Regions from separate parts of the Mus musculus genome. Here regions 1, 2 and 3 are each linked to region 4. A link is a loop called in an ENCODE intact Hi-C map of the cell type or tissue named here. Cell type or tissue: left cerebral cortex. All regions are shown on one strand. Links, peaks and the distances in the headings refer to the core of each region. The heading gives the core; the rest is flanking DNA. Region 1 has its middle 30 kb from the start of Gm35444. Region 2 has its middle 39 kb from the start of Gm35444. Region 3 holds the start of Gm35161 (a long non-coding RNA gene). Region 4 has its middle 66 kb from the start of Gm35514.

Evidence for each region. A loop is a pair of places that touch in the nucleus more often than their neighbours do. Peaks named below come from ENCODE experiments on the same cell type or tissue, not always from the same donor. Only the 100,000 strongest peaks of a DNase experiment are listed, where the experiment ranks them.
Region 1: it touches region 4 in a loop (2.3-fold over the local background); 2 of 42 quality-filtered maps call a loop at or near these places.
Region 2: it touches region 4 in a loop (2.6-fold over the local background); 2 of 42 quality-filtered maps call a loop at or near these places.
Region 3: a loop joins it to region 4, with 11 times the contacts of the local background. A loop is called at or near these places in 25 of 42 quality-filtered maps.

What each region holds. Positions count from the first base shown.
Region 1 is chr13:69,318,073-69,325,968 of GRCm38, reverse strand. No RefSeq gene overlaps it. Among named protein-coding and RNA genes, the nearest start is that of Gm35444, 30 kb to the right of the region's middle. In left cerebral cortex, for the core only: no CTCF peak of the experiment used is centred there; a DNase peak (open chromatin) is centred at 2,905.
Region 2 is chr13:69,327,488-69,335,383 of GRCm38, reverse strand. No RefSeq gene overlaps it. Among named protein-coding and RNA genes, the nearest start is that of Gm35444, 39 kb to the right of the region's middle. In left cerebral cortex, for the core only: no CTCF peak of the experiment used is centred there; DNase peaks (open chromatin) are centred at 3,783 and 4,619; H3K27ac peaks cover 2,380 bases.
Region 3 is chr13:68,998,697-69,006,592 of GRCm38, reverse strand. Gm35161 (a long non-coding RNA gene) reads right to left here and starts at 7,048. Exons shown (of 5, transcript XR_873632.3): 1 at 5,928-7,048; 2 at 3,681-3,822. It overlaps Adcy2 (adenylate cyclase 2), which reads left to right and starts at 7,052. Exons shown (of 25, transcript NM_153534.2): 1 at 7,052-7,519. The coding sequence starts at 7,298. It overlaps Gm35049 (a long non-coding RNA gene), which reads left to right. Exons shown (of 3, transcript XR_873626.2): 3 at 1-673. In left cerebral cortex, for the core only: a CTCF peak has its summit at 4,225 (motif pointing left); DNase peaks (open chromatin) are centred at 4,223, 5,354, 5,920 and 6,303; H3K27ac peaks cover 2,217 bases.
Region 4 is chr13:69,457,230-69,465,125 of GRCm38, reverse strand. No RefSeq gene overlaps it. Among named protein-coding and RNA genes, the nearest start is that of Gm35514, 66 kb to the right of the region's middle. In left cerebral cortex, for the core only: CTCF peaks have their summits at 3,980 (motif pointing right) and 4,873 (motif pointing right); DNase peaks (open chromatin) are centred at 4,014 and 4,862; H3K4me3 peaks cover 320 bases.

The DNA.
Region 1 (7,896 bases), core at 210-5,209, 140 kb after region 4:
TAGCTGCTGACACTATGAGAGTCAGTCCTCAGGGATGAGGTTCCCATTTCAGAATCAGGTTAACCCCTTCAAACCCTGTATCTGAAGTGTGTGGTGTCTTCAATGCTAGGGTTTTCCCTTCCTCTTTACCTTAGTGGAATGCACTAAGTATAATGGCTATAGCCTATTTTTCTTTGGAGGTCATTTGAACACCCTTGGAAAGAATTTTCTATAGCTATGTGTATTTTGGTTGCTGTGACAAATACTTGAGAGAATTATTGAAAGATGGGAAGATCATTTCAGCTCATGATTTTAGCTCCTGGTTGTATCACTGTATTGATGTAGGCTTTCATGGAGCAGAACATCCTGTCTGCAAATGCATGTGGCAGAGAAAAATTACTCACCTCACGACAGGCAGGAAATAGAGAGGAGAAGGCAGGAAGGGGCTGTAGTAAGTTACCACCCTTAAGGATATACCCCGAATGGTCCGCCCCCCTCAATACTGTCATATGCTTTGTCCTGTCCTTCAGCTATCTCTTGACCTACTAGCCAGTGGGGTTTGCTATCTTCAGCCTTTGTTACATTATCTATTTATCTACCTTTTTAATTTCTAAGAGAATTTGTTCCCAGTTCATCTTTATTTATTGTTTATAAATTTTAAATCTGTGAAATATTAAATCATAAAAAGTTGCTGAGTAATTGGCCAGAAATCTTGTATATACTTACAATATAGAAGTTTTAAAAATTGTGGTGTGTGTGTGTATGTGTGTTTCTATGTGTTGCAGGGTGTGTATGTCTCTCTCTCTCTCTCTCTCTCTCTCACACACACACACACACACACACACACACACACACACACACACACACACACACACACAGAGTTGTATTCACACATGCCAAGGCATGCATATGAAGGTCAGAGGACATGCAAGAGTCAGTTGTATTCTTCCACTGCATGGGGTCTAGGTAGTAAACTCAAGTCATTAGGGTTTGTGGTAAGTGCCTTTGTCTGCTGAGCTATCTTAGTGCCCTTAATTTTTTTTATAATATCGAATTTATTAGTGAGGCTTAAGAATGTTATATGCTAGTTTTAAAATCCTTCCTGAAATTAATATTGTAAATAATTCATCTGTGAATTTTTCCCTAGAACTTTGGTGTTATCAGTGTTTAATCTGAAGTGTTTTGGAGGGATGAGGGCAGGCTATGATTTCCTTCTACTCAAACAAAAAAAAACTGTAATTGTTCGAATACTACCTATTGAATAATTCATCAGCTCATATGGATCTATGGACTCCTTTATCCCACGCTGATTCTTATATATCCAGGGCCAGTTCTGTACTCAATCTATTTTTAATGATTCAATTTATTTTTCTACAGTATCAAATTAGTTTTAATTAGTTTGCCTCAAAGTAGGGCTTCTGGCTGAGGGAGGGTTCATGTTGGCAGGGGGAGGGGACGTGAGAAAAAGTTGGTAGGGGGTGAAAGGAATGTTGTCAAAATTAGATAAAAATGCAAACATGTGAAGTGGAGACTTTGCAGTTTCAGACTCTGAGGATGATCAACAAAGATAAAATGTTCCTTCAAGGAAGGATTGCCTTCTCTCCCCAACCCATCTCTTTGCCTCTCTGTTTCTGTCTCTCTGTCTCTGTCTCCATCTCTGTCTCTCTGTCTCTCTCTCTTTCTGTCTCTGTCTCTCTGTCTCTCTCTCTCTCACACACACTGATTTTACTTTAACAGAGTCACATATTTAGAAACAAGGAAAACAGTGTTTTAGCCCACATGTTCGAGCAACATCTGAAACTGAGCTTTCTATCACATCGAGTTGAAATATAAGGTTGAGAGTGTCATCTGTGTGCTACTTGACAGTACAGAGTGGCAGAGAGACCTGCAAGGACGCACAGGAAGACAGAGGTCCCCAGCTTGATCTGCATCTCGGCTGCACTGACAGTGCAGCAAGCACTCTGGGTCTGAGCAGGACGCTGTAGAACTTTCTATTCATTCTTGTTATCTTCAATGCCAACCTCGGGGAACTCAAACTGATAGAAGTGATGTGAGAGGGAGCTCTCCTGAGCTGAAGGATGCATACTGGAGAGCAAACCTCCCACATTCACAGGTCAGTGAAGGAAGAGAGAGATGGACCACTGCTGTCCGTCCCCGGGATGTGCACGACATTTGTGCTAACAGAAGCATCAGTCTTCCAAATGAGCAAAATCTCTGGAAAGGTAACTGTGTTTAAATAGTTATTTCATGATATGGAGAAGTCCTCAAAATGCTTTCACATAAGATATGACAAATGGATAACACAAACTTGGGTGTAGCATATAAAGGGAGAGGGATTGGCTAGCATGCCAGAGACCCTGGTTCTAATTCTCAGCATTGCAGATAGATAGATAGATAGATAGATAGATAGATAGATAGATAGATAGATAGATGTAAATAAATACAATTGTCTGTGCTTATATCATGGTGTGCAGGTCCTTCACTGGTCTATGAGTGGTACAAGGTCAGGGGAAACCCAGAGTTTGGTATGGAAATGTTGCCAAAAGTTACAGTTTTACCAGGAATCAAAGGCAAAATGTGACTCGATCTCTGTGAAGATTAGAAGCACTGATTGCATTAAGTCAAAACAGATTCTATTTTTTTCTTTAAATGGTTCACTTATTTTATTTATGCAAGTACACTGTAGCTGTCTTCAGACATCTCAGAAGAGAACATCAGGTCCCATTGCAGATGGTTGTCAGCCACAATGAAGTTGCTGGGCATCGAACTCAGGATCTCTGGAAGAACAGTCAGTGCTCTTAACCTCTAAGCTATCTCTCCAGCCTCCAAAACAGATTCTTACCCTCATGACATTTCTCTCCTGCTCCCACCTGGTGTAGAAGCTCTAAGCTGCAGTTTAGCCTCCAGTCAGTCGTCATGATTCCTGCAAGCACCAAACATTTCTGCGTGGGATTTGATTTTTTTTCTTTCTGGGATTTAAATGTCCCTGCCCACCCCATGTGTGTGTACACACATTTATGCGAAGGATTTTGAGGAGGACTAGAAGCTGTGTATAGGTATCATTCCCAGTGATTTGGAGGAGACATAGCTGCAAGTAGGAAAGAGAGTTCATAGGGTAACCCAGGGTAAATAGAAGGGAATACATTTTCATTAAGAGAAAAGTTGGCTGCCTGCTGTAGCTGTACAAGATTCGCCTCTGCTGCTGATGAAGTCTTTGGGCAGAAGGAGGAAGGAGAATGATAGTCTCCAGGCAGAGCAAGATCTCTGGAATCAAACGGGCACACAGCGTCACCATGCGTGGCTTTTATCTACAAGCCTCTCAGCCTTGACAGACACTCTTGCCATTCACCATCCATGACGATGAAACACGTGTGTCCTGTGGTATAAATTCACACCCTAGGATGTTCTTATTCTTATTAGAAGACTTAGAATTTGTATGTTCACAAAAAGTCCTGGGGTGCACAGTGACAGAAATGCCTAATTACACATGCAGAATAAGGGGCAGACAAGCATCCTGCTTCCTGTGTGCCCCCTCAGGTGGAGGGGGGAGAAATTCTCTCTTCTTCAAGGGAACCATGCTGGTTTACCGGTTGCATCCATAATTCAGAACTTCAGACATTTTGGGATCAATTCAGCCCAAGAAGTGGAAATAAACAAAGATTTAACTAGCTGTCTGAAGCTTGTAAATGATACAGTGGGGTCATGTTGTCAGGAAGTAAGGAAGTGCCTTGAAAGAATATTATTTTACATTGTGATTTAGTATTTGTATCTTAAAGAACAGTGACAGGGGTTATTTTAGCAAGTTCACGTTGGAACGTCAGGGGTATTCCAAGGAGAAAGGGGCTGGGAGAAGACTCTGCGTAAAGCACTTGCCATGCAAGTTTAACTGGACTGGAGTTCAGATCCTCACAACACACACAAGAGAACTCTGTGATCCCAGAACTCTAGACATAGAGACCAGGGAGCCCCATGGTCTAGTGAGAGCAGTGAAGAACACCTAATATCAACTTTGGGTCTCTATATGCTTTCAAATATGTGTGTATGTTCACATATATATGTGAACACATACATATGTGAACACACACACATATACACGTACACACTCACAACATGCACATACAACATGCAGAGTAAAAAGGAAAAAAACACAGCCCCACTATTGGAAGGAGGAAAGAGGGAGCCGGATGCAGGGGAAACCTGGAGGAGGGCGCCTGCCTCAACTACTCAAGGAGGAGAGCTATGATACAGTCTCATCTTCTGTCACTATTCCTTCCTGAGAGAACCCCAGAGTGGGCATTATCGATTATTATTGATCAGTAGTAGAAAGTATTTGGATAACTTAATGTGCTCATAACTGTATGCACCTTTAATTTTGCTACTATAAAGCTTTATATTGCAGATTTAAATATGGATTCTATGACCTGGGGATCTTGTTAAATTGCAGTTTCCTATGTAATTGGTCAGGCAATCTCTGAGGGTTTGCACTCCTCTGAGGCTCTTATGTGATGCTATGACCTGAAAAGAAGCTCTTGAGTAGTAAAGCTGACTTCTTAGGCAGAGGCAGGAGCATTACAATCTCCTACCTATGAGTCCTACACATCTGGGCTTGACTGTCAGGAAGCAGTCACATTAGCTTGCATCAGAATATATAGGAGGATTCATAGACATTCTACTCTGAAAAGAAATGAGGAGCTTCTATCACAAAGGAGCACAGGAGAAGGGCACAGGAGCAGACAGATGGGCCAGGCCAAGCAGCTGTGGATGCTTAGTTGTGATCAGCATTGGCATCCAGAAATGAAAAGATAAGTTCAGCCACTGGAGCTTGAGGAGGACAGGACATGCCCACAGGCTTGCTTGCTATGAGCAAGACTGAAAACAAAACAAGTTCAGGAAGAAATACACATAACCAGGGCTCAGGTGGCAGGTGAGCCAGAGTTTCTTGGTCTGGATATAGTACACTTACTACTAAAGACTGCTCCTCATGTACCTCAGTGGGCATGTCTAGAGTGGGATTTGCCTTCCTACATCCTCACTCAACATCTCGCACAGCCTGGGCTGGGAACCACTCATGCATAGCAGGCGGTGGCTGAAGGAGGCAGATAGCCGGAAAACAGGAAGACCATAAAGACTAGCTGGGGGCTGGGATTAGGAATGGACAGTCATAGTGATGCCAAGGGTCTGTCATGGTTTGCTTTTTATTGCTGTGATAAATACCATGGCCAAAAGCAACCTGATGAGGAGAGGGTTTAGTTAATCTCACAGCTTGTAATCCATCACTGAAGAGAGCCAAGGAAGGAATTTGAGGCAGGAACTTGGAGGCAAGAACTAAAGCAGAGTCATATATATATGTATATATACACATACATATATAGTGTGTGTATGATATATGTGTGTATATGTTTGTGTGTATATAGACACACATACATATATACATATACATACACACATATACACATACATATGCATACTCTGTTTCAGAAACAAAGAATGAAGTAAAATAAAATAAAGGGAAGGGAAGGGGAGGGAAGGAAAGGAAGGAAGGAAGAAAGAAAGGAAACCAGGCTTGCATCCATGCCAGTCTCATGGACACCTTTCCTCAAGTGCATGACTTTTGTTTGTGTCAAGATGACAAAATAACTAACCAGCACAGGGTCTAAGTGAGCCAGAGGTCAGGTCTTGTGAAAATATGGTTTTTCTTGACAACCAATTGAGACTGAGGAATGTTGGTGCAGAAAATGGGGATTATAGAAAACACTTCTGAAGTAGGATTAAGGAGCAGTGTTGGGTAGGACCAAGTGTCCTCACTCTGGGGTTCTAAGACAGTGATGGAGCATCTCAGCAGGTTCTGAGCAGGTGTAGAAGGAGCATATCATGAACTCACTCTCCAGCTCCATAAGAATCCATCCCAAACACAGCCCAGGGCTGACTCTGAGCTCAGATTTGCCATGTATCTGAATGTGGAAGCAAGCCTCCAGTGGCCAGACACAGGGCTCTGTCTGGTCATCTGATTTTCTGGCCTTCCTTGCCAGGGTCAGCACAGTTGTGAAGCAGTATGCAGAGAGAATCTCTGGGGGTCCTTACCAGCAAGAGGTTATGCTGGAAGCAAGGATATGACAAAGCCTCCCATCTGACTTTTGGGCCTGTGTGGAGTGTGCCTCACGGTGGGTCCTTCTGAGGAGCCATGTGCAGCAATTAATTCACTGCTACTGTGACTTCAGCAGCATGGATGACTATGGCCAGGACCTGCAGGAGAAATAAATAAAGGAGGAGGGATTGAGATGTGTTTCCAGTAGTTGGGGTGAAATAGCTTTAAATTAGGAATAAAGTGTTAGGACTAAAAATTAGAAGGCTGCTTCAGTTACCAGCTTTCGCATAAGAATTGCATTTTGAGACCTAAAACAACCTTCCTGAAGTCCCTACTTGAACACGAGAAGACGATTCATTGAAAGAATATTCATTTTTCCAGGGCTTTGGGAATATCAGCTCTGCAGTCCATGGCCCACAGCTGCTCAAACAGGGTGAAAGGGTCTGACCAGAGGAGCCCCTGAGTTAGGTTATATGGAAAGCACCAGGATTACACTGCAGAAGAAAAGGCATAGGACAGATAGGGAGAGACATCTCTATGACCTCTGAGTGGCCCAGGCAGACACAGGCTTTATGGAAGACTTCAGAATTCTAGGCACACCAGCCCTCTTGTGTTAGTAGAATAAGAATTTGTGTTAGTGAGCCTGTCCATTGTGACCCATCCGATTCCTCTGTGAGCTACAACATTCACATCACATTTGTAAGTCTTGTGATCTGGTGTACTGTACCTATGTGGCCCAGACTTATTGCTAATCCTTTCATGCTGCAATCTAGGCACTGTGTCCTTTTCCTAAAGACCCCTTGCCTGCCACTGGTTAATCCCTCTAACTGTTCAAGTGGGTGCATCATGCAAGCATTGCTTGCAAAGCCTTCCTTCTCTAGAGTCTCCTTTCCTACAGTTGACTTCGAAGGAAGAGCAGTCTACACTCAGGATCTCTGCCACTCTGGCTCCTGTTTGGCTGCTTTCTGCCCACTCCGTATCACTGTTTCCCTGTCTCTTTCAGCGCAGATGTTGACCCTGTTGCTTCCAGGTCCCCAGAGACTGATTGCTTATAGTTCATTGCACTGTCACACTAGAGCCTACTTTTTTTTGAATCTTGTCATGTTAGACATGTCTGGTTAGTCACTTACCTCGGAGCCCTTGTAGACAGTCTTGGCGGGTCTTTTTCCTGCTTCTTCATTTCACTTATCTGTTTTACTCTTTGCATTCCAAAGAGTTCTTTTTTGTTCTTGTTGAAGTCAAACATTCCTGTGGTTTCAATTTCCCTCTCTCTATAGCTTTATAATTATGGTTGTCTCAAATGTCTGTGCTTTTTACTATGCAGGGACTGACGACCTTCCATCACTGAAGTAAACACCATCACACATAACTCAGCCCAGAGATTCATGCTTCTCTTCTAAGGTTTCTAGACCAAATAGCTGAGATGATTCTTTCATAGCCAAACCAATAAACAGACCCCACTGACCCTGGCTTGTATGTTTCTCTGAGAAGCCATGTAGCCATGATGACTGACAGAACCCTGTGTTTAATTGTCTGTTTATTTATCTGCAATCTTTTTTCACTGTGGATTTTCTCTGTCTTGATTATATGTGGCTCCTGATTGCCTTAGTGTCTGGTTTGTACATGAAGGAAATGCCTTTTGTAAAATACAAAGTGTTCTGCTGTTTCCTATAAACCCTGATACCAATTGTCTTCAAAGAAAACAGACAAATGAGTGAAGAGAGGACAGCAAACTCTTCAAGGGCATGGCTAGATCTGAAATTGCTTGTCATCCTACCTCCCAGGACAACTGTTTAGCTTCCCTCTCATGCTGAGTTATGAATTAGGGCTTG
Region 2 (7,896 bases), core at 2,169-7,168, 130 kb after region 4:
CACGATTTGAAGTATTGTTCTGTTTTGGATACTCAGCCTCACTCTCAAAGCTACATACAATGTCTAAAAATGTCTCGGGGATGAAGCCCACTGAGCATCCCAGACCTCTGCCTCTCAAGGTTCACAAGGAGCCATCCACATTCATCTCCCGTGCTGTTCCTCGTGGGTCTTGTGGGTGGAGGGTACGGCTGCATTTCTTCTCCCCAGCATGAGCTCCTCTTAAACCCGTGACCCTGTCTTCTGCTTCACGCCCTGCACCCATCACTGGTAAGACTTTCAAGTGATAGCAAAAGTAAGATGTCTGAAGTTGCTTTGTGGACTTCCAGTCTCAGTTTCTAAAAAGATCTCACAGGTCTTTAAAGATGTTACTCTTATTTTTTTTTAAATAAGTGTTTAGAACTTTATATATGAGCTGTATGTCACTCTGCCCCCTCTTTCTGTCAAACTCCTTCCATGAACCCTTCCCAAACCCACCATCTCTTCTTTAATTACTATGGTTAGACACATGCACACATATGCATGCATACACATATGTGCACACATACATGCACACACACACACATATCCTATGGAATCCGTTTGTTGTTGCTCTTATGCACATGTGTCTTGGGCTTGCCTCTTGGGATTGGACAACACGTGTGGGATCTCATCCCTGGGGAACATCCTCCCTCACAGAGGTCATTAACTGCTTACAGCTCCCATCTGGAGTGCCACCATGTAGAATTTCCTCTGTCCATGCTGACATGTCACCTGGTATTTAATCCAGGCCTTTAGTGATTTTTTTTCTGGCACATTGATCTATGTGTTCCTTTTAATCTCTGTGAGTAGAAGCCCAATTGTTCTTCGAAATTCACGTTGCTTAGTACTTGAATACATTGATTGAAAAGCGTTCTCTCTTGATTAGTGTTAAGCATGACTGACAATTTTAATTGATTTTGTATCTCCCCGCCCCCCCCCCATGGATGAAGTGTCTGGTTCTATTAGCATGACTACTAAGAATTGTTTAAAATAGTTTTATTTTCTAATTTAACTGTGTGCTTGAACATGAAAAATTACCTTGATCTTAAACCATATATACTGAATAATTTTGCTTAATGAAGAAAACATATACAGTAGATTGTAGAATAGGTGGGAGGAAAAAGATAAATATTTGGATCAGTTAAAATATTCCAGTTAATTTGATGAGTTACATTTTATACACATTTTCAGGACAGACACAGAGAAATTGACATAAAGGTTAGCTCTTAAAATGTCTCAAACTAGGAAAGTCCTTTTAGTTACTGGGGTCTCTCCTACTTAGAGTGAGCTGATGCAGTCACAACTGTGAGCCACCTTTCCCAGTGTGCTATGAGGGTGCTAAGGAGGGAAGGTCAGGGAGCAAGAAGGGGCGAATGACAGCTCAGAGACAGCTCCAGTTAAATCGCCAGTACACTGTCCAGCCTGATATAGCCTCCTGAAAGTGATTCTGCACATCGGGATTGCTCTGTGTGTCCTTTCGTTGCCCATCCGAGAGCCTCTGATTTAAGATGTTATACCCTGCAGACCTTTATTTCTTAAACAAACAAACAAACAAACAAACAAACACCCAAACAAACACCCAAAGAGATTGGAGCATGATTCTTGATGCTTGTTTAGTTTTCTGAGACACATTTGGCCTCCAAGTATCTTATTTTTGATACATCACCATGTCAGAAGAGAGTCCATGCACTAAATTCTAACCATACAGATGAGTTTAAATTGAATTGTGAGAGCTCACAGGAAGGGACCACTGTATTGACACCTGTGCTAGTAAGACTGAAAGATTCTGGCACAGCCAATGCCAAAGGACAGGTTAGCCTTAGGTTAGGTACCTAGAAAAGAAGTGATGATAACCAGAGAAGGCAGAAAGAGAATGTTACCTTGGTAACTTAATAGTTTAAGCAATACTTTACTTATGTGATTTAACTTATTACCAATGTACTAATTTACTTCATTCAATAAATTCAGTTTCAAGTTCCAGAGAGGCGCTCGCTCACTTGTTCCTAATGAAAAGCACAGTTCTGGAGGAAAAAAAGAGGAAAATGTAGATTGATATGATGCAAGGACATTGTGTGTATGTAAAAATGCTACGATAATACCCATTATTTTGTCACACGCATGTGTGCGTATATACACACACACACAGATGGGCTTAGGGGATATAGAAAAATATGTTTTTTCAAGAGAAAAACATCCTTTCAATGTTTTTAGCAATAATTTGTTTAGATAGTTTTCTCATTCCATTTAGAGACTAAAAATAGCATTTAGCATGACCCCCAAATGAAACTTCCATTTTCCTAGAATATGAGCTCCTTAAAATCATACCACGGACCACAGGAGAAGGGTTTCCTGAACGTAACTGTTGGGGATGAGCTGGTGAAACCAGAGGATTTGGAGTAACAGGAGAGTCTGGAATGTGGAGAAACAGTTTGTGTTCTTAGCTTACAAATAAATGAGATATTCTGGTAGCCTGTGCATTTCAACCTGCCTTTAATACTGCACAGACCAGAATCGGATGGTGTTCTCTCTGCTTAGCGTAGCACTTGCTCACACATGATGGGCTGTGGTGCGAGGCCTTCAGGTTTCTTGCAGATTCCATCGTGTTGTCTGTGGTTAATACGACCAGAGTTTCCATATGGAGAACGACATTCAAGGAAGGAGCTAACATTTTCCTTTGTGATTGACAGGTTATGAGTGCTTCTCTGGGGCTGCATTTATAAAAATGTATGTCCAAGAAGCTCAGGATAGTTCATGTTGTCCATTATTTCAAACTCCTAGCTTCTTTATGATGGGGACATTCAAAACGACACTATCTAGGCAGATGTGTAATGAGATGTGGCCAAATATAATCTCCACTCTTTTTGGTGGGCTAACACTAGAACCTCTCCTATCTAGTGCAAAGGTTGAGGTGTTTGGAGTGTGTGGATCCTCAGTCCTCTGTGAGGTGACTTTTATTTTTTCTTCTCCTTTTGCTGATTCTCTGAGAGCCGAGATCACCGCAATCTCTACCTTTTGTTACCTCGTGTGGTTTGTCCAGACTTCACTGTTGAAACTCAGCAGCTGCTGGAATTGCTGATGGCATGGTTTGACTGTTCAGGTCTATGGGAAACAGGAGGCAGGTATGGTAAGCTCCAGGTCCCAGGGACGTGCCCCTCCAGGGGATGAGAGAGCCAAGGAGAACGAATTAGTAGCTGTCTCTGATGGATGTCATTAGAAAGACAGGAAGCCGTTAGGGGAATAATTAGAGGCTGATAAAAGAACATCTGGGAACTGCGTTTCTTTTTTATGATGCCTCCCTCTAAGAGCGCCGTTGCAAACTATAGACAATGTCAGAAAGCTCAGTCAGTTTATGCTAATCCTCCGCTGTTCACCTTCAGCTCTGCAATGCGGCAATGGCAGCGTATGGTGGGACACAGTGAATGGTATTTCTGTTCCCAAGGACACAGTGATCTTTCTTCCATCTACATCTAGCATGCCAACAAAGCCTCATTCCCATCCCACCTGGTGTTTTAGTATTGAGCCACCCGAGCACCCTCACCACATTTAATGCCTCAGCCGGGTCAAATACAAAACAGGAAATGACAGCAGCGGTGTCTCAGGATGACAGGTAACTCCCCAGAGGAGGCAGGCACAGTAGCGTGGGATGGATGTGCATAGGAACCGGGCTGTGTTTACAGAAAATCATAGAGGAAAAACAACACCGTGGGAAGAAAATGCTTAAACAAGAACAAAGGCGTGCTGGCTGCCTCCCAGTAAAAGAAGGTGTGAGCTTAGAGAGATCTGTGGCAAAGAGGGCTGCCAGACTGACAGAGTGCATTCCCACACAGTCGTTGTGATCCTGTCCTCAATAAGGCCTGGAGGACTTTGCTAAGGCATATACATATTGAAGGCCTCAAGTTTGTAATGTATATATTTTTGCCTCTTCTAAAAAATCTTCATGAGGAAAGAGAGTAACGGGCTGCACTGTGTGTCACAGAAACCCAAGTGGGCTCCATTTCTCGTCTCTCAAGTGCAGGGCTGCCCCTCAGGCAGGCTGTTGAGGCACAAGTATAGCAATGGCTCTTGTCTTGTTCTCTTTGGTTCTGACCAGTCGACAGAATCAACTTATCAGATATGAGGTAGGCAGTTCTGGGGTATGAAGCTCCAGGATTTTATTTCAATGGTTGTTTTAAGACCCCAGCTTTGTCCTAACTATCACACTCATTAGACTCATCCCAACATAGTTACAATCACCAGACAGTGCAGATCTGAGGTCCAGTGTTAGCACAGCATGAGTCTGAGAGAAACAAACTTGAGTTGTAGATGTTCAAATAGCAGACCCTGGATGTTAGGTACTGTGGCTCAGATGTAAAGTGTCTCCCACATACTTGTGTCTTAGCACAGGGTTCCCAGATGGTGGTTCTGTTTAGGGAGTTGTGGAGACTTTGGGAAGTGGAGCCTAGCTGGAGGAAGTCCATCTTTGGGGGCGTTTAGAGCCTGACCCTGTTTCCTATCTGTCTTTGCTTCCTGATTCGTGGAAATGTAGCAAGCTGTGAGATAAGCTTCCTCAACAGCCAGAGGCCCAGCTGCTGTACCTTCCCCATCATGAATCTCAGAGTTAAAATAACCCTCCCCGTTCCCCAGATTGCTTCTTGTCAGGGTACCCTGGAAGTGATAATGTGTGTGGATGGAGAGCCCAGGTGTCTGCCTAGAATAGCGATGCTTCAAAGGAAGAGTGGAGACCGATGGGAGGGACAAAGGGGCCGTGTCTGCTCCTTCTACTAAAACAAAAATAGATAGGCTCCCTGTATGGGAAGGCAGGCGCAGCCAGAAATGGTAAGAACAGAGATGAGGGCTGAGTCAAACATGCTCACAAAGATCCTGGAGTAGCTTGCTAAAGCTGCTGGAACCAAACTCCTAAGTCTGTTGGTCTAAGCAGCACGGACTTACTCTCTCAGTCAGTCTCCCACTGCAGGGTGGGAAAAAGGGAGCGGCAGGACCATGTCTACCCCAGGCTTTGCTTCCTTGTGTGAAGTGGAAACATCAAGTTTCTTTGGAAAGCCAGTTCTGTCAAATGGTGTTTTGCCGGGGCGCACAGGTTGGAAGGATGTCTTGCTAAAGCAGATGCGCGAAAGGCTGTTTTCCTGAAGCAGACACAGGGGAAAGGATGTTTGGATATAGCAAACACATGAAAGGACCCTTGGTGAAGGACTATAAATGTGATCCCGCAGACAGTGGGAGACCATTTGGTTTGGTCCGCTCCACCTCTCTGTTCTTCACTAATGACATGCATGTATTGGTTCACCTTACATAACATTGTCGAGCTGAACTTGTGGTAATGATGTCAGACAGAAACTTGCCCAAGAACTGCTCATGCGGTTCCTGCTGCAGCTTGCTGCTTCTGGGGCCTCCCCTCAGGCCTGTTGTCCAGCCTGGTGGTTTCTTCAGGATTGAACTACAGCTGCCTGGTGTCTGCCTGCTGACAGGACCGGTCTGCAGCTGCTGAGTCGTATTTGGTGTTTGCTATGGAACTGAGCTGTCAAAGAAGATAGAGCTCTCCCCCAAAGAACTATTGCTGAACAGGTTTAATTCCCCCATATCCTGGTAACTTTTCTCTTCTACTACCTCCGCTGGGTGGTGGGCTAGAGGAGAGGTTGAACCCTTATTAAAAGTAGATTGCAAAAAATGTATACTTACACTTGTGCACGGCCAACTGTATTCTCATTGTGTCTGTATGGTCTTCTCTGCCATTTGCGGTTTAATCTCCCTTCTTGTAAGCTCACCAACCACACTGGACTCATGCTCAGACAAAAGGCCCAGTTTTACTGGAATTACTTTTGTAAAGACCTTCTCCAATACAATCATATTCTGAGATTCTGAGGCTGCAAGGTTTGGGGCTACAACTCAGCATGGAACTGTCCCAGTGACCCGCCTATAAGGAATCAAGAGGAGGGGCTGGGCTCAGATCTGCAAGTAAGCTCCAGTGATTGACGTCTCCTCTGCTCTTGGAGATCTTCATGAATGTCCACTTATTCCTTAAACATGACCTTTAGATCAGTAACCACAAATTGTTAACCTAGAAGCTACAAAGGCTCCTGGCCCACCCTGGCACGGAAAAAGCTGCATTTTGTTGGTTAGACTATCTGGTGTAGGCTCAACTTTCAGGGGTAATGAGAGACATTTGCACCTTGAATAACACTGGTGCACACAAAATAGTCATGGGAGAAATGTGGAGAGAGAATTTGGGGGTTACCTTGGCAATTAACAGATGTATAACACAATATTTAAACTAATCTACTAGAAAATACAGTGAGAACAAATTTGTAGGACAAGAAATTTCTCTCTTAAAATATCTAAATGGAATGCAGATTTATTTTAATAAAAATATCACTCTCAAGTTGCACCCAGAGCATTACAGTTGTGATTGCTTATCATATTTACAGATAAGCCAGTAATAAATATTTAAGCAAAGTTAGAAATTTTAGATTGAAAAAACCAGTTTGAAGGGAAAAAGTGAATCTTTCTCTTTTTACAAGAATTTCTTCTCTTTTTCTTTTCCTTACTTTATTTTAAATTGACATGGTGATTATACAAATCCATGAGCACTATGTGGTGTGTGTGTGCACATGTATGTGTGTATGTGCACATGTGCAATCAGGCATGCATGCCTGTAGCTGCACCAATTTGTAGAGAACAGAGGACAAACTCAGTTATTCTTCAGTTACCTCCCTCATGCCTTATTCCTTTGAGACTGGGTCTCTCACTGGCCTAGAACTGGGAGGTAGGTGAGGCTGGCTGCCTGTTCCCAATTGCCCAGCAACCATATCTACCATTTTTCACATGGATTTTAAAGATAAAATTCAGGTCTTCACACTTGCAAGGCAGGTACTCTGCTGATTGAGTCCTTTATGCTTCACAATCGAGATGTCTTGTTATGTGTATGATTATATCACAATCAAATCCTGGGAATGACATATCCTAATTTAATTGAATAGAACTGCTATTAGCTTCTTAAGATATTTCCAGATGCCCACATAGTGGAAATTCTGCTCTTGGTCTTTGCTCATGTCTCTCCATGTTGTTCGTACTTATCTCCCATCAAAACATACAAGGGCCCCTCCCTCATGCTTTCTCTGATACTAACGTCTGCAGTTTGCCTAATGGCCTTGTCTGCAGTCACTGAACACTTAAGTGCTGTCTGTTGTTTTGCTATTACAAATAGTGTTATAAGGGACAGACGTGGACAGAATATGTTTGCAAACCTTTGATGGATTAATTGATTGGTTCATTAATTGATTATAGTGTTACAGATCTAACCCAGGGACTCACACATACAGCCCGAGTGCTCTACCAGTGTTGGGGTAAATCTCCCAAATATGTCCAAGCAATGAAAACACAGCTCAGTTAATATGAATACAGGCTGTGCACCAAGATTGGGCAGATCTACCGTTACACTACTGTCTTCCACATCTATGAGACCCCTTAGGACTTGTGGATTCTCCAGGCTTCTGCTCCACTTTTCTTCTTCTTCCTCCTCCTCCTCTGTGTCCTCTCCTTCTTCCACTTTCTCCTTCTTCCCTCCCCTCACCTTCCACTCCACCTTCCCTTTTATCTGCCCAATCATCAGCTCTCTTTTATTTTTTAATTTTACAAATTAAGGTGGGAAGCAGGTTTATAGGAAATCACCTGAGTGCTGACTCATTCCTTGTTCACACCCACTCACAGGAGAACAGAATTAACATCAAATATAATTAGCCCCAGGGCTATCCACAGCATACCAGTGAATTACATCTCCAGCCTCTTTGAAATGTCTCTTTTCTTTAAAAAAAAATATGTATACGACTGTCTGACCTGCATGTGTATGTACCACATGCATGCAGTGCTGACAGGGGTCAGAAC
Region 3 (7,896 bases), core at 1,420-6,419, 460 kb after region 4:
ACACACCCTACAAAAAGAGTTGGGCAAGGGAAGCAGATGGTGGAAGCAGGGTGTAAAATAAGAGCACGGATGGAAGTCAGGTGGATCTAGAGATAGGGCTGGAGTGGGGACAATGCAGGGATCAGGGTCTGCCCTGCAGCCCAGTGTACCTGGTCCCTGAGTCTAGATGTATAAGACAGAATTGGAGCAAGGCAATTGCAGCAGGAACGGGAGATGGGAGAAGGAAATGCCTAAGACTTGAGAAGAGCCTGGATGATGTTGGCAAAGCTTCATGGATCTGGAGATGTGGGCAGGTGCCACAGTAAGAGGAAGAAACTGAAGTTAGCTCAGCAATGCTACAAGTGGCTTGGGCTTAACAGAAGGTTTGGCAGATGTCAACATTCAATTTCACATCCGTCCATCTGTGAGAGAATCCAGAGCATGGCTGGGTTCCATTTGGAAGGAAAGCGCCTAATTATTTAGGTCTGAGGGTATGCAAAGGTATCTTGCGTTTTCATATTTAGTATGCTGGTAACAACAACAACAACAACAACAACAAAACCCACAATGTACAGGCATTTATCTTTTTAAAATCTCCCACTTAATAGCGAATGTTTTGAGATTATAATGTGAAATCTGTAACACTTTGTAACATACAAAATAAATTTGCATGAATGGGTCATAACGTTGGAAATTAAGTTTACAAATAAATTGGTTTTGTTTAAAATGCCAACAAGAACAAATGCAAAATCCAGAAACCCTAGCTAGCTGATTGGGAGTGGTATGTCTCATCTGACCTTGGGAGTGGGGTTGGGGCATTGGCAATGACTGGTGATAAGCTTGCCAGTTAGTGGCAACAAAGGAAGGTGCTTATGTTTTTGGCTTGATTTTATCCCTGTCTCTTTTCTGTCAAGTCCATGTCCTTAAGTCTGTAGAGATGCAGCCTTCACTGCATACTTCACAGACCCTGTGCTGCTGAACAATTATCTTTTGCAATTGTTTTTTTTTTTCCACAGTGAGTTACTGGAAACTCACAGCTCCAAACGCATTTTCCCTGGATAAAACTCACCCAAAATAATACTTTCTTTACGTGATCTCTTTTGTGAACACATTTACTGTGCTGAAAAAAAAATCTTCAGGCTCTAACTTCAGACATGCTGTTACTCTTTGCTGGATGGGTCAAGTGGAATTTATGGCAATAGGCATTTGATCTTTAATGGAAATCCTGCTATGTTACAGTCCAAAGCATGATAAGGTCTTTAAAGACCCAGTGAAGGAAGGATACCATTTCATTTAGGAGCAAATGGGCACATTGTAACACAGCCTCATTAGGATCTGGAAACCTGGCAGATCAGATCCTGATTAGAAGAGTTCTGTCAATATTCATGCATTGTGCTATCTTTTTAAAAGAAGTAGCCTAATTTTCTCTCTTCATTCACACATCTCTCCATCCATTCATCTAACCATGCATCCATCCATCCATCCATCCATCCATCCATCCATCCATCCATCCATCCATCCATCTATCCATCCACTATATTTAAAAAATTATGGTCATAGGGACATGTAGTAGTGAGTTTAGCTAATGCTGCTTTGTGCCACCCTCTGGATTCAAGAATGAAAGACACACACACACACACACACACACACACACACACACACACACACACACACACACACACACACGCGTTAATTTTAAATGCCTTGACTAGCTCAAAGGCTGGGCAGTTCTAACTCTCCCAGTGGCTAGCACATATATTTGCCTCCTATAATCCTAGCTTAACGCCCTCTAATTGTATATTTTACCTCTGTTGCCCTGGCTCTTTCTGGACAGCTCCCTAATCTTTGCTGCCCAAGACACTTCTGGGCAACCCTGGGCTGCATTCCTTCTCAACATTTCAGATGATTTTCCTTCTGCGGCTCTCAATCGGATCTGTCTCCAGCCAAATCATGGTGATCCTCCCCCTTCCTCCCAGTTCTTAGCCCTCACAAATCCAAAGGTCCTGCCTCAGTCTATCTGCCCAGACACTGGCTGTTGGCTGTTTATTAATCAGTCAAAAATCAATTGGGGACAAGGACCTTCAGTGTTTGGGCATGCAGATTCCCGATCTGGGGGGACTGGATTAATTCAAAATATTAAAACCAACCCCCAACAAGGACATAACGTTGGACAGAAGGAATTAAATATTTCTACCCCTACTAAACTTGCCATCTGATGGAGGAAGGTAGATTGCATTAAAACAAAAATATGACTGTGCAGAAAGTTGACCTGCCATGCCACTAATAACATGTTCTCTTTCTTGGGAGAAATAGTTTGGAGTAAATACTACTTACCAAACAGAAAAATCCAGCACACTTTTAAATATACAGTCCAATTTATAATTACCTTTAATATTTTAATTGGGTATAGAGTTTTCTCTTTGATCCAAAGAGGTAGGTTAAAAGTCATTCCATTATGTACAAGAGTAGAATAAACTTGTTTGAAAACACCTTATAATAAATAAACCACTTTATCACTGCAAATATAAATTAACTAAAGCTCATAGGTTTTACATGATTTTTCCAAGGATGTACCATCAACTTTTAAGAAAGTTATTATCTGAACACTGACAGTTACTATCAGACAGAGTGGAATAATACTAGTGGTAGGTTTGATTTATTTACAAATTCAGAAATAAAGTCATAAATCAGCCGATGTGCAGTGGTTTAAAACCATAACCTATGTTGTCTGAATGGAATGAGGGAGATGGAATTGGAGAGAAATACTCTTAAACAATGCCATAGCATTGTGTAGCACAGTGCTATAATCTCTCAGTATATTATACTTGAATCTTAGGATGTTTCTAGAATATTCCCTAACAATTTTTAATGTATTTAGTGCTCTAATTTGGAGGATCATACTCCCCACACATCCTTGCCAAGGCTCTGGTCTTGGTTCTCAGCGGGAGGCACTAGTAGGATCATGTGGGTCTATTTTAGTTGCTTTCTTCCTTGCTGCTACGAAATAACCAACAAAAGCAATGTAATGAAAGACGGTTTATTGTAGCACACAGTTCAAAGACAGAGTCTATCATGCAGTAGGAGCTCAGTGGCTGATTACATTGTATCCAGCCAGAAGCAGAGAGGTTAGTGATGGTTTCTCCTTTGTATTCTTCCCAGGACCTCAGCCCTTGAAATGATACTGTCCACTTAATAAACTCCACTAGAAACTCCCTTATAGTCAGACCTAGAGGTTTGTCTTGGGTGACTTTGGAATCTGTCAAATTGACAATCAATATTAAACATTAAAAAGCTCAAACTTTATCAGTGAATTCATTCCTTGATCTCTTTATCTTCATCCCCAAATCCATTCCCATCTCTCCACTCCTACCCGATCTCTCCACTTGTCTATCATTGTGAGCCACTTCCTTCTCCTCTCCTTTCTATTGAACCATGCACAGTGCTAAGTGACCGTGAACCAGATTTCTAAATTCATGCCCCTAAATCAATCCTTCCCTTAAAGATGTCTCAGTGATTTTTGCCACAGCAAAGAAAAGTGTCTGATTCAATAAAAATGTAAATGTTAGCTGAGAACATAAAACATATTCCACGGTGATAATGAAAATTTTGGCAGACCATTCATCCTTTTTATATGTGTATTTTAGTAACATACTTGCCAGAGAGAAAGATGAACACACAGGCAAGCACTACGCTCCTCTCACCTGTATTCCTGTGTTGGCTGGCACGTGTCCACCTCTGTCCTTGGTGTGCTTCCTGGCTTGCCTTTATTTAATCATTGTGGACTCTGTGGACATTGGGAGGAGTATGACAACACCCTTATTGACTGAACTAATCCAACTGGATCTGAAACAGGAACGAAGAGATGGGTTCATTTAAAGTAAAACTCACTTGTGCGTAAACCTGCCCTGCAGTGTGATAACTTTGTTTTCAGTCAATGAGATGGGGCATAGGGTATGGGAGGTCTGATCAGGAGGCATGGGCAGAGTCTTGCACAGAAAAAACTTGCCTGCAGCCAGACAATTCAGAGGCTCCAGTTACAGGCGAAGATAGGAAACCTTTTGGATACAACTTGCTAGGAGAACTGGCTTTCTAATTTGTAGAACCATCTACAGTGTGCAAGGCTCCTTTTTGAAAACTATTAAGAATTCAAAGTGAAGGTAACAAAACCTTGCACCAAGTACTTAAGCCCCTCCCCAGAGAGCCTGCCTGCTGCTTCTCCCTAGCAAGATAGAAGGGTGCCCTCTAGCGTTGCAGGAAAGATGACGTTTTCAAATGTTCTTTTCCTCCCACAGGCCTAGTTAGAGCCTCCATAGTTGATTTCTTTGTGCATTTTGTCACAAATTGATGCAGGGTACATTTATGGGCAAGCCCCCTTGCTCCATATGCCTTACTGCTTTGCAGCAGTGCTGACACCTGAAGGCGCAGAGATGAGCTAGAGGACTCCTTAGGGTCCCTTTATTGTCACAAGCCTATATTTCATGTCTTGGCTTTCTACTAAAGGTTATTTCTCATTTTGTCTCACACCGCTTAGGGGTTATCTTTCCTCTTCTTTTGCCTCCCTTTCAAAAATAAGAACTGTTGCAAACTTTGTAAAAGATTCTTGGTCCCATGGATACCAAAACACTGACAGAATAACAATCATTTTAAATAGTTCACTTTTTTTCTTTTTAGTATTGCATGTGAAACATTGACAGAGGCTCTCATAAAAAATAAACACCCCAAACGAAACAGAACAACAAGTCCTGATGCGACCACAGAGGAGGCAGACACCACCTTAACTGCCATGGTGCTTCCTTCCAAAGACTGGTGTGTGGTGACTCCATTGAGGGAGAGGGAGAGCAAAGCAGAGAGGAACACTGGGTTTTATTCCTGGTTGCTTCCATGGGTCTCTGTCTTTCTAAGGACACAGGGAACACCTCCAATGGCCCCAGGCTGTCTATACTCCCCCCCCCCATCAGCATTTAGTGCATGTATGGTAGGCACAAAATAAATATTTGTTTAATTAAATGGAAGAGTGGGACACTAAACACCCCCTAAAGGCACATGCAGGGTCTTTCCAGTTAGATTTTTGTCTTTATTTCACTTTTACAAAATATTTTAAGATTACTTTAACAAAATCTCTTGAGCTGCAGTTTCTTACCACATATGTCATGGATGGACAACGGATGTTAAAATACATTTTTCTTTTCTGCTAGAGAAAAGAAAGTACTTAAGCATTGCTGTTCCCTCATAGGTCTTACACTTCCCCACCCTTTATACTTAGATCACTGATTGTCTTTTCTTCCTTCTCGTGTGGGTGAAGGAGAATGCTTCTTAGTGCTAGCAGTGAGGAAATGGGAGCTGGAGAGGAGGTGAGTAACAGAACTTCCCTAGCAGGGAGGGACTGGAAATGCACAATTCTGCCTAACCTAGACAGTCCTGCACATAGAATCTGCACAGCCTACTTAGCCATGTTTCCTGCGAGTGGATCAGCCCTGGCTATTTATAAGTTCTATTCATTAGTGCTATTTGTTGTTGAGGCTTGCTTTCGGGATGTCTAAACACCTATACAACCTTAAAATTTATGGTTGCTGGTTCAGAAGAAAGGGCCCAGTCAATCAGAGGGTTTGAGCCTGCAGGAGAAGTTGAGGCTCCATAGAAATGTCTGGTAAAGGGTGAGGTTTTGTTTATCAGAGGTCAAGCAGGGCAGGGAGGCTCCATGACAAGCTTGGTTTCACTATTAGGGATCCATCGTGATTTCCTCCAGGACTGGGTGAGGAAAGCTGGGATGTCCTGGATTTCAAGTCAACTCTCCCATTAACTCCATCCTTGCCCTCTATCGAGGTTGAGAACACAGCTGTGTCTTCACTCTCTGGGTCCAAAAATAAAATCCCTGGAAATCCCTGGGTCTGAGACTCTGTGCATGGCCTAGGTCCAGCATTTGAGAGTCACACAGTTATTCAGCTTACCTGTTCATGCTGGCTGGCTTGCAACTCAGGTAGGCAGGCTGCTGTCAGGGAACATGCAAAGGTCTAAGGCAGTTCCGGGCTGACAGAGAATGTGGAATAGCTCTTGAGGCGGTGTTGTGTTTTGGACTCCTTAGAAAATGATTTGGGGGAGAAAAATGGCTTGTGGGTTCTTTGGATGGAAGGACAGGAAAATAGGAACCTTCTAGAAGCAGTCTTTTGAAGGTCAGTGGTTAGTCCTGTCATCTAGAAAGAACAAAGGTTGAGGTCACAACCACGAAATGCCTGCCCAGCCTGTCCACGAGGATCTAGCTAGGTCTGTCATGCTTCGTGCATTTGGTCCCCGAGAGTGTCAAGCGGCATGGGATGAGTGATTCCCAAGCCAACCTTGCCCACAGAGGATGATTCTCATTCCTTGCTCCAACTTCTGTGCCATCCCTGTCTGACTGAAAGGGTTCTGGGGAGATCTGCGATGCCAAACACAGAGGTCCATAGGGTACTTCTAAGGCGCGGAGAGCAAAGGCAGAGAAAAGGAGAGGCCCGCTGCCTGAGGACCACAGGTGTCTCCAGTCACTGTGTAATTGAGTTCGTGGGGGCCATTCTTTCAAAAGGACTCCCACAAGTCCTGGAGGGTCCTAACTCCTGCTCTGTACTGGGAGTCAAATTACAATAGAGAAAGTGAGAAAGAAGCCACATTTTGCTAAGTAGGCATACTAAAGAGGGGTGGTCAGGGATATGGGACCCCCTCTCCAGGCTGGGGGGTATTAAAGCATGGCAGCCTTTTACACTGCTGCCTTGTGAGATCATGGAGAGGCAGTGGGGACTCTGGCAGTCAGGTGGGAGACTCCAGGAGCCCAACAGTAGCCCTCAGGCTGTTCTCTGCTGTAGTGGAGAACAAGGCTGAAGCCCCAATCTGCCTGGCTGGAGTCCAAAAGCGAGAGGAGGAGGCGCCCCACTGTGCAGCCTGCGACAGGCTGGAGGGCAAGGACTCGGTCTGAAGCTTTCTCTGGAGCCCAGCCTGGCCGTCGGGGGGCGGTGGTGGGCGCGGGCCGGCGCCGCCCCTGCGCGGAGGCCGGTGCGCTGCGCGCGGGGTGGGGCGAGGCGGGCCGAGGGGCCGGGTGGCTCCCGCCCTCGCGAGCGGTGGTGGCGGCGGCGGCGCCCGGGAGCTGCCCTGAGGCCGCCCCCGGCCCCCGCCCGCGCGTCAGCGCGCCCAGCCCGGGGCTCCGAGCTCCGCCCGCGCCCGAGGCCCCTGAGCACAGCTCCGGGCGGGCAGCCGGCGGGTCGCGAAGCGCGGGGGCGGCAGGCGGTAGGTGACCACAGAGCGGCGCTGCCCGGGCAGGGCGCGCACAGCGGGCGCCCCGCGAGCCGCCCCGATGTGGCAGGAGGCGATGCGGCGGCGCCGCTACCTGCGGGACCGCGCCGAGGCGGCGGCAGCAGCGGCGGCGGGCGGCGGCGAGGGGCTGCAGCGGTCCCGGGACTGGCTCTACGAGTCCTACTACTGCATGAGCCAGCAGCACCCTCTCATCGTCTTCCTGCTGCTCATCGTCATGGGCGCCTGCCTCGCCCTGCTCGCCGTCTTCTTCGCGCTCGGGCTGGTGAGTGGCCTCCCCGTGGCTCCGAGGGGACCGCGCAGGCGACCGTGTCCCGCCCCAGGCTGCTCCTCACCCCTGTGCCCTGCCCGAGGCCGGCCTGGCTAGGGCGAGAGCTGTGGACAGAGGAAAAGTTTCCTTGGAAGGCTTTGCCCAAAATAAAGTTGCCAGGGCTTGCTCCAGGTGGACGGGCAGGGCGTGTGGGTTCAGCATCTCTGCGCCCCGTGGCCAACTCTGCGCTTTCTCCCGGCGCCGCTGCCCGCAGCAGAGGCAGTCCTCAGGCTTCCTTGGCGCGCTAGCTGCCTCCCATCCCTGTCCGCGGAACGCCCCCGGCTCTCCTCTCTGAGTTTGGTCTGGGCATCATTTAACTCTTAAAAAACAAG
Region 4 (7,896 bases), core at 1,913-6,912:
CAAAAAACCAACCCATAAGCAAAACCCTGTTGCGTTGCAACAGCTGTTCTGACTGTATGGAAGCTCACTGAGGGGAATCGTTTGGGTGATGGAAGCGTCTGAGTGGCTTCCTCCAGTCAGCTGTGTGTTGTTTGTATTTGTGAGCTAATTATTTTTTTTTAAGATTTATTTATTTATTTATTTATTATATGTAAGTTCACTGTAGCTGTCTTCAGACACACCAGAAGAGGGCATCAGAACTCATTACGGGTGGTTGTGAGCCACCATGTGGTTGCTGGGATTTGAACTCCAGACCTTCGGAAGAGCAGTCGGGTGCTCTTACCCACTGAGCCATCTCACCAGCCCCTTGTGAGCTAATTATAATAAAATGATTTCCGTTAAAACACTCTGTTTATTATTTTATTTATTTAGGGAATTTTAAAATTTCCCTTCTCCCTTTAAGTTCCATGAAAATGTGAATATTTGCTCTGTGTGGAAAAATTCTCAAAGGCTCTCTTTGTGTGTTCACCTACTTCTCCTCATTGCCTCCTCCTCCCCAGTCCCTCCTCTTATTTGTCTGGTTTATTTTTAAAGTCTTTCTTTAGTTCAAAATTCTTTCTTTGACCTGACTCAGACTCCTTTTGAGGCTCTCAACACTACTACTTTCGCTTATTGAGTTCTTTATTTTCAAAAATGTGTTGAGTTCTTTTTCAGGATTCTAATGCCTTGGCTGAGTTTCTCATTTACATCTAGAGTTGTTTTCCTAATCCTGTGGAATGACATTAAGTCAGGTCTGTGTTGTCTTTAGTTTTGTTTTGTTTCCTTCTAACAAATGATCCCCCACATTACTGACTCTTTACTTCATCCACGCCCTTTAAGACCTAATGTTGGAGTCATTGTACATGGGATGTCCTACTCCCTTGCCCTTTTGTGCCTCTTTGGACTCCATCTTGAGATCTGGATGTCTACTGGATCAGTTCCCTCTGCCACTTTTGTAAGGTGACTTTTTTTGTAAGTGACATTTTAAAAGGAAGAGCCTTGGATGTCATTTTGGTAAACTATGCTGGTCTGTCTCTGACTGGGCAATGTAGTGTTGACTCACTATGGATCACTCAGCTATAGCCCATGTGTTTGGACTCAGTGTTTGTGTGTGCATGTGTGTGTGTGTGTGTTTGCATGTGTGTGGTGGTTGGTGAGAAAGCACTTTCCCCCCCCAGGAGCTACAGAGGGAAGGAAGCGTTGTGGGTGAGACTTCTATGTGGCCACTGTAGCACTGAAGGAGGAGGTGGGGGAACAGAGGACATTGTGGTTGTTTCATGCACAGCAGCTGGTGCTTCAGTGACTCAGCAACTTTGTATCCATAGAGAGCATAGTGTATAGGACACACACCTGGTCTCAATTAGGTAGTGTTTTAGTTACTGTTTTATTGCTTGGAGGAGACACTGTGACAAAGGCAACTTGTTTATAGTTTAAGAGGGTTAGTGATCATTATCATCATGGTGGAGAGCATGGTGACAGAGAGGCAAGCATTGTGCTTGTGCTGCAGGGTTGAGGTGGGAGATACTGGACCTAATATGGGCTTTTGAAACCTCAAAGCCCAAGCCCCTAGTAACATACCTTTTCTAAGTCCACACCCCCTAATCCTTCCCAAACAGTTCCTCTAACTAGGGACCAATCATCCAAACATAGGAGCCTACAGGGGACATTCTCATTCAAATGGTGACAGGTGGGCTCTGGACGGTTACAAAGGCAGCTTGAACTAATAATTATGAGTCTTGGGAGCATGGAGGCTGTTCAGTGATGCAGACAGCTCTTCTGTTGCATGAGTGACTTAGCATGATTGTGGGCTGCATTGGAGGCTGCAGATGCCTTTTGAACTGATGAGGAGAGAAGCTTAGCTGATTGTGACTCAGTAACATTGGGGTGGCAGTGTCAATACATCAAGTTCACCAGATGGCATGGTCAGGTGCATGCCAGGGCAAGAGTACTATGGAATCTCTGCCCGGTGATGGAGGCAGCTCACGGCGACTACTGCCTGGGATGATTACATCATGGCTTGGGGTGTTGTGGAGGAAGTTTGGAGGCAGCCAGGATGAAAGCAGAGGACTATCCTCTGTACACCATCCCCACTGCAGCAGCCTGGAATCTGGTAGTACAGCCACATTTTTTTTTGTTTGTTTGTTTGGTACACTTATTTGGTTTTTTAATTAATTAATTAATTTTTATTTATTTATTTATATTTTTATTTTGTTTTTTTGAGACAGGGTTTCTCTCTTTGTAGCCCTGGCTGTCCTGGAACTCACTCTGTAGACCAGGCTGGCCCCGAACTTAGAAATCTGCCTGCCTCTGCCTCCCAAGTGCTGGTCACATTTATTTGTAACCAGAAGGTTCACTGGGAATAGCTGCTTCATGACAGTCTTTGACACTGAATGAGTCCTGTGTTGAAAAGGTAAGAGTCAGGGAGATTAACCTTTCCCTATGTCTCTTCCAGGGCACTCTGGATGTATAGCTGCAGGGCACAGTGACTAACGCAGAGCTTAGAGCAGTGTTGGGGGAACCACAGAGTCTCCTTATAGGTCTTTTTCGGGGGTGGGGATGAGGGTGGGGGTAGGGAGATCTCTCTTCCTCTTATTCTCTTCCCCCCAACTCCTTTCTTAGTCCGTCCTTACACAGCCAGTGGAATGCTCTTGCTGTGTCTCAGTCACTGTGCTCCGTGAAAGTGCCTATGTTCAGGAAGAGAATAACCTGACTCAGCCATGAGTGACAGGCCACTAGCTAGATGTCATGGCTGCTTTAATCTCTTCTTTCTTTACCTGGATGCCTCCCAATGAGCTGGTCAGCTTGTCATATCCTATGCTCCCTGGACCAATCGCTGTGTGTGATTGCATGTGGGATGTGAGATTTCATGGGTGTCCACGGGGCTAAGAGTGGGGAGGAACACAGAGATGCCTTCGCTCGGTATGTGAACAGCAGGGAAGAAGATCTCACCATTTTACATCTGCACCCAGTCACCTCTCAGGGAAGTGGGCCTAAACACAGCTCATGCCAAGCCGACCACACATACCTTGTTTTCATGCACGCCTCCCATCTTCTGTGCCTTGCTGGTCATCTGGCAGACATTTGTGTGTGTGTGTGTGTGTGTGTGTGTAACTATTAGCATGCTTTAATTCAACTTTTCTTAAGTTCCACTGATCACCTCCAAAAGCCACGTGAGAAATCACTGGTGAGAGACATACTGGAGAAATGACAAATCTTTTAAATTCAAACTCCATTTTAGAGAACCTAACCTAAGTTTGAACTCAGGTAAACTAGCAGGCTGGTACCTAGCATTAGTTTCCAAGTTGCCCCACCCAACAAAACCGGAGCCTAGCTCCAGTCTCTAGGCTAATCTCCAACAAGACCAGCGTTTCCAGGTTACACCATCAACAAGACCGAGGTCTCCAGGTTTTTTCCCCAACAAACCTGCACCCCCCCCCAGGTTACAAGCCCACCCCTTGCCTAACAACCACCAATGCAGAGGGGAGCAGAAGTTAACTTTATGATATGACTCCCAGCACCAACCAATTATGTTAAAGGCCACAGGAGCTTTCCAATTAGATGCTTGCACATGTACTCCCTGCTTGCTGCTTACTATAAAGTCTTGCCCTATAGACATTCGGGGATCCTCCCCAAAAAAACTTTCTCTGTGACAGCGGTGCGTTGGGGGTGTGTGTGTGGGGTGAGCTAGCTTGAATAAAGACCCTGCTGTGAGTTGCATCAAATTGGCTTCTGTCTGGTTTTCTTTTTTGGGGGAGGGGGGGCGAGGGGGTCACTGTTTCCCTGGCACTACACTGGAGTGTGCTCATCCTGTTTTCTGGAAGCAATTTAGAATTCTTGAACAAGTACCTGAGGTCAGCTGCTGCAATATGAACAAGGGTGAATCGTTTTTCTACACAGAGACCACAGGACCGTGAGAGAAAACCAAACAAAAACTGAAACCCAGTTGGTGCAAACCAGAGACACTGGGGGGCGCTATTTCTCTACCCAGGCTGCCAGTGAGCGGCTGGACTCTGAGCTTTGGAGCACTTTCTTCCTTTCTGCAGTTTCCACTCTTGTCTGGGGGCTCACAGGTGTCTGTCGTTCTTCACACCTGACACGCTTACTCCCACAAGCTAAGATCTCTTCACCCAAAAAAGGCGCCTGGCTAACCTGTGACTTTATTTTAGGGGGAATTTCATGCACCAAGCTCTGGAAAGGAGAGGAAAGTCTGGGCGTCACGTCACTTCCAGACATCTGCCCACACCCAGGAGTCTCGAGTGGATGGATATGACCGTCCTCATAGCTTGCTCTTCACTGATGAGGAGACATGTGTGGAACCCACCTGGGCAGGAGTGACCCTCGGGAGTGGCTGAGATCTCAGAGGACTATGGGGTTGGGGATCTAGGTGTTTGGGGCTCATGAGTGGGACTCACGGGGCAGGGAGGTTTCGAGTTTTTGTTTTTGTTTTTCCCAAAGCACAACTCCTCTGGACTCTTCTGAGAAGAACACAAGGCATTTAGACGTAAAGATACTCCATCCACAGCAACTAAGAAATAGATTAGGGACAAAGCACCAACGTTTTACAGCTTAGGAAATGGGGTTTCTGGGGTCTCTTGGAAGGGGCCTCGAAGGTCGGCAGTTGGGTGATATTTCTAGATCACTTCCAGCTGTCTTCCCCTTGGCACCTTGATATTAGTTGTAAGCACAGAGGCAGCTTAATATTTTATTTGTAAGTAGAAGTGGGTGGGAAAGTTATTCTTCCTTGGAAAGAATTGTTGAAAGGAGAAGGGTGGCATTTTCCATGAGTTGTAGGAAAATGGTTCCCTTAGCCTCACTACCAGGGACTTCAGGTCAGAGAGTTTCACCACTGGCCTCCAGGCGGCGCCATCGCCTCAGCGCAGCTCCATGGTGACTTCGCAAGACTGCAAATTAGAAGGTAATTAATAGAAGAGACTTTTAATTGTTTCTACATTCTGGAAATGAAACAGTTTTCCTTTGAAGAAAATCTAAAACTTAGTGTTGAGGGGAGTAGCTGAAACTCTTTCCTAAATTTAGATATTCCCAAAGTGTTTACAATTACTACATATTGTTTAGAGTGAGCCCAGGATTCATTATCTATTAAGTGATTTGCAGCAGGCCTTCTTTAAATGACAACTTCTTAACTTCTTTTCATTTATTATAACATGCCACAGTTTTATTTGAATATAAACAACACATTACATGATATACTTTTGTTCCAAACAGCATACTAAGTGATGGCTTTCCCTCCCGGCCTTCTTCCCCTCCCCCATCTCTAATGTCAGCTTTGCTAGCCGGGGCCCCTCCAGCAGTAGCTTCAAATCCCGGGCCTCTCCAGCAGTAGCTTCATTTCCCTTTCCTACCACACTCATTTTCCTGCCCTCTCTTTCTTTCCCTCTTTCCTGACATCTTCCTTTCCCTCTTTCCTGCCCCTTTTTCTAGTTTAATGATTTATACCCCCTCACAAATTTCTACATGAATATAAAATTTAAAATACAGAATAGGCATGTGAGATGCTTATTACATAATATCTGTCTTTCTGAATGTGTATTATTTTTTAAAATTATAATAGATTTCAGTCTACCCATCTTAATAATGATTTTAGATTTCTTTACGGCTGAATAAAATTTTATTGTGTGTGTGTGTACCATGTTTTATTTGTCCATTCATTTATTGAAGGGAATCTGGGCTTATAGCATGACTTTTGGACCCACTGGTGGTAAAAATGACACAGAGGCTTGTTCATATTTTAAAGCTTAGGCGTTTTAGCTAGGACAGTCTCCCAGCCAGCCATCTAGCTTAACCTGAGTAATTCTGACACTACATCTCTCCATGAGGCTAAGGCTACCTCTTTGCTCTGCTGGATCCATATACCTTCATGTCCACTGGTGAATCCCCCTCAACTCTTTCTTCTCTGTATCTCTCTGTCTCTGTCTGTCTGTCTGTCTGAAGCTCTGCCCTCCACTTCCTGCCCAGCTATTGTCTGTCAGCTCTTGATTACAGCCAATCAGATACAATTCTGCATTGCCTCTAGGCTAGTGAGGAAGGACAAGGCTGCTGAGGGGCCATGGAAATGACAATACCAGGATCCTGCAGCATTCAGATCTCTGCCAGTACAGAATTAACAACGGAAAATACAGAGACACATCTTTACACAGTGTCGAAAAGGTAACTCCAACATGGGCTAGTTACCCTTCCTAACTATTGCAATGGTGTGCCAGCTAACATGATTGTGCAGTATCTCTGCAGCACCCAGAATCCCAGCAGAGGCACAGCTGAGTTGTCGGATAATTCAGGTTTTTGAGAAACATCTATCCTGATTTCGATTGTGAATGCCGGTGCTGTAAACGCAGTATGGAGCTCATGGGAGTGAGACACAGACACATCTGGTTGGAGGTCTCTGGCCATGAACAAGGGTGCTGTTCATCAGGTGACTTCCAGAGCACGCTCTGTTGACAGAACTTTGGGGGATTTTTTCTTGCTCAGTGGGACCCAGGCAGGATTGGCTAGTGACTGAATTATCATGTGCTGAAAGACTCAATTTTTAAAATTTTCTTTCAAAAGTTTGGGGTTAAGACACAACACAGATGTATAGACCCCGACAGACCCAGACAGACAGAGAGACACAGAAACACACCCACCTACACACACTGTGTGATCACTTTCTGCCGCATAGCCATCTCATATTGGTTCAGACTGCATGTTCACAGCAGAGAATTCAGCCTAACAAAAACAGGAAGCAGCAAGCATTGGTAAGATTTGGGTGGTATTACCTGGAACATCTTGAAGGTAGAGTGACTGAGGATCTTCCCCGTGCTCAGCTTCAATCTTGCCACCAATACAGGGCTCCCGGGTGCTTTAAGATTGGCCCCTTTTCCATCAGTATACAAAACACAGATGCCCTTGTGTGGTGTGAAGCTGCCACAGGCTGGTGACTGATTTTGGCTTTGAACACTATGCACATTAGCTACAGGGAGACGTGGATGGATGTTTGTTAAGGACAACCAGACAGGGTGGTCTGAGTGATAGGACCAGACATCCAAGAACACCAGGTCTTGACTAACATGGGTGTTGGTGGCTTCACCTTGCCAATGTGTGCGATCCAGACGTCACCATCTGTCCCCATGGAACCCTTCAGAGCAAGAGAGGAAGGACCCAACGAACAGTGTCCTGATTACAGTCACAGTTCCCTGTTCCCAAGCATGACACACGGAGCGGTTCAGCATTTGAGAAAGGTCTTGTATCTAAAGCGATTCAGCCCAGGTCTCCTTGCCCTTGTTTGGTGTTCAGGACGTGGGTAAGCTGATAATGTTTACACAGGAGGAGATAAACAGACAGAAAAATAGCCTTTCTTCACTTGTATAATGATAGCTCTCACTGTGTTTTTTTTGTTTTTTGTTTTTTGTTTTTGTTTTGGGAGGTCTGCCTGATTTACTTATGTTTTTGTATGTATATATATATGTGTGCACACACATGAATATACATGTATAGGTATATGTGCACATATGCATGTGTGGTGACCAGAGGACATCCTGTGTCATTATCTCTCTGGCACATACATTATTTATTTATTGATCTATCTATCTACCTATCTATCAGCTATCGATTTATTTATTGAGCTGGAATCTCTCACGAGGCTGGAACTTTCCTGCTAGGCTGGCCTTGCTGTTCACTGAACTCCAGGAATCTGCCTGCCCCCATTTCTGCAATGCTAGCATTGCAAGTGTTGACAACTGTGTGTAGCAGATCACATGCGTTCTGAGACATGACTGAGCCCTCTCCCCAGCCCTGGAGGGACTGCTTTAGACCAGTTTCTTTGGCTTCTTTATGCAACACAGCTGTCTCTTGGCCCATATATCTTTGCCTTTGGTCAGGGAACCT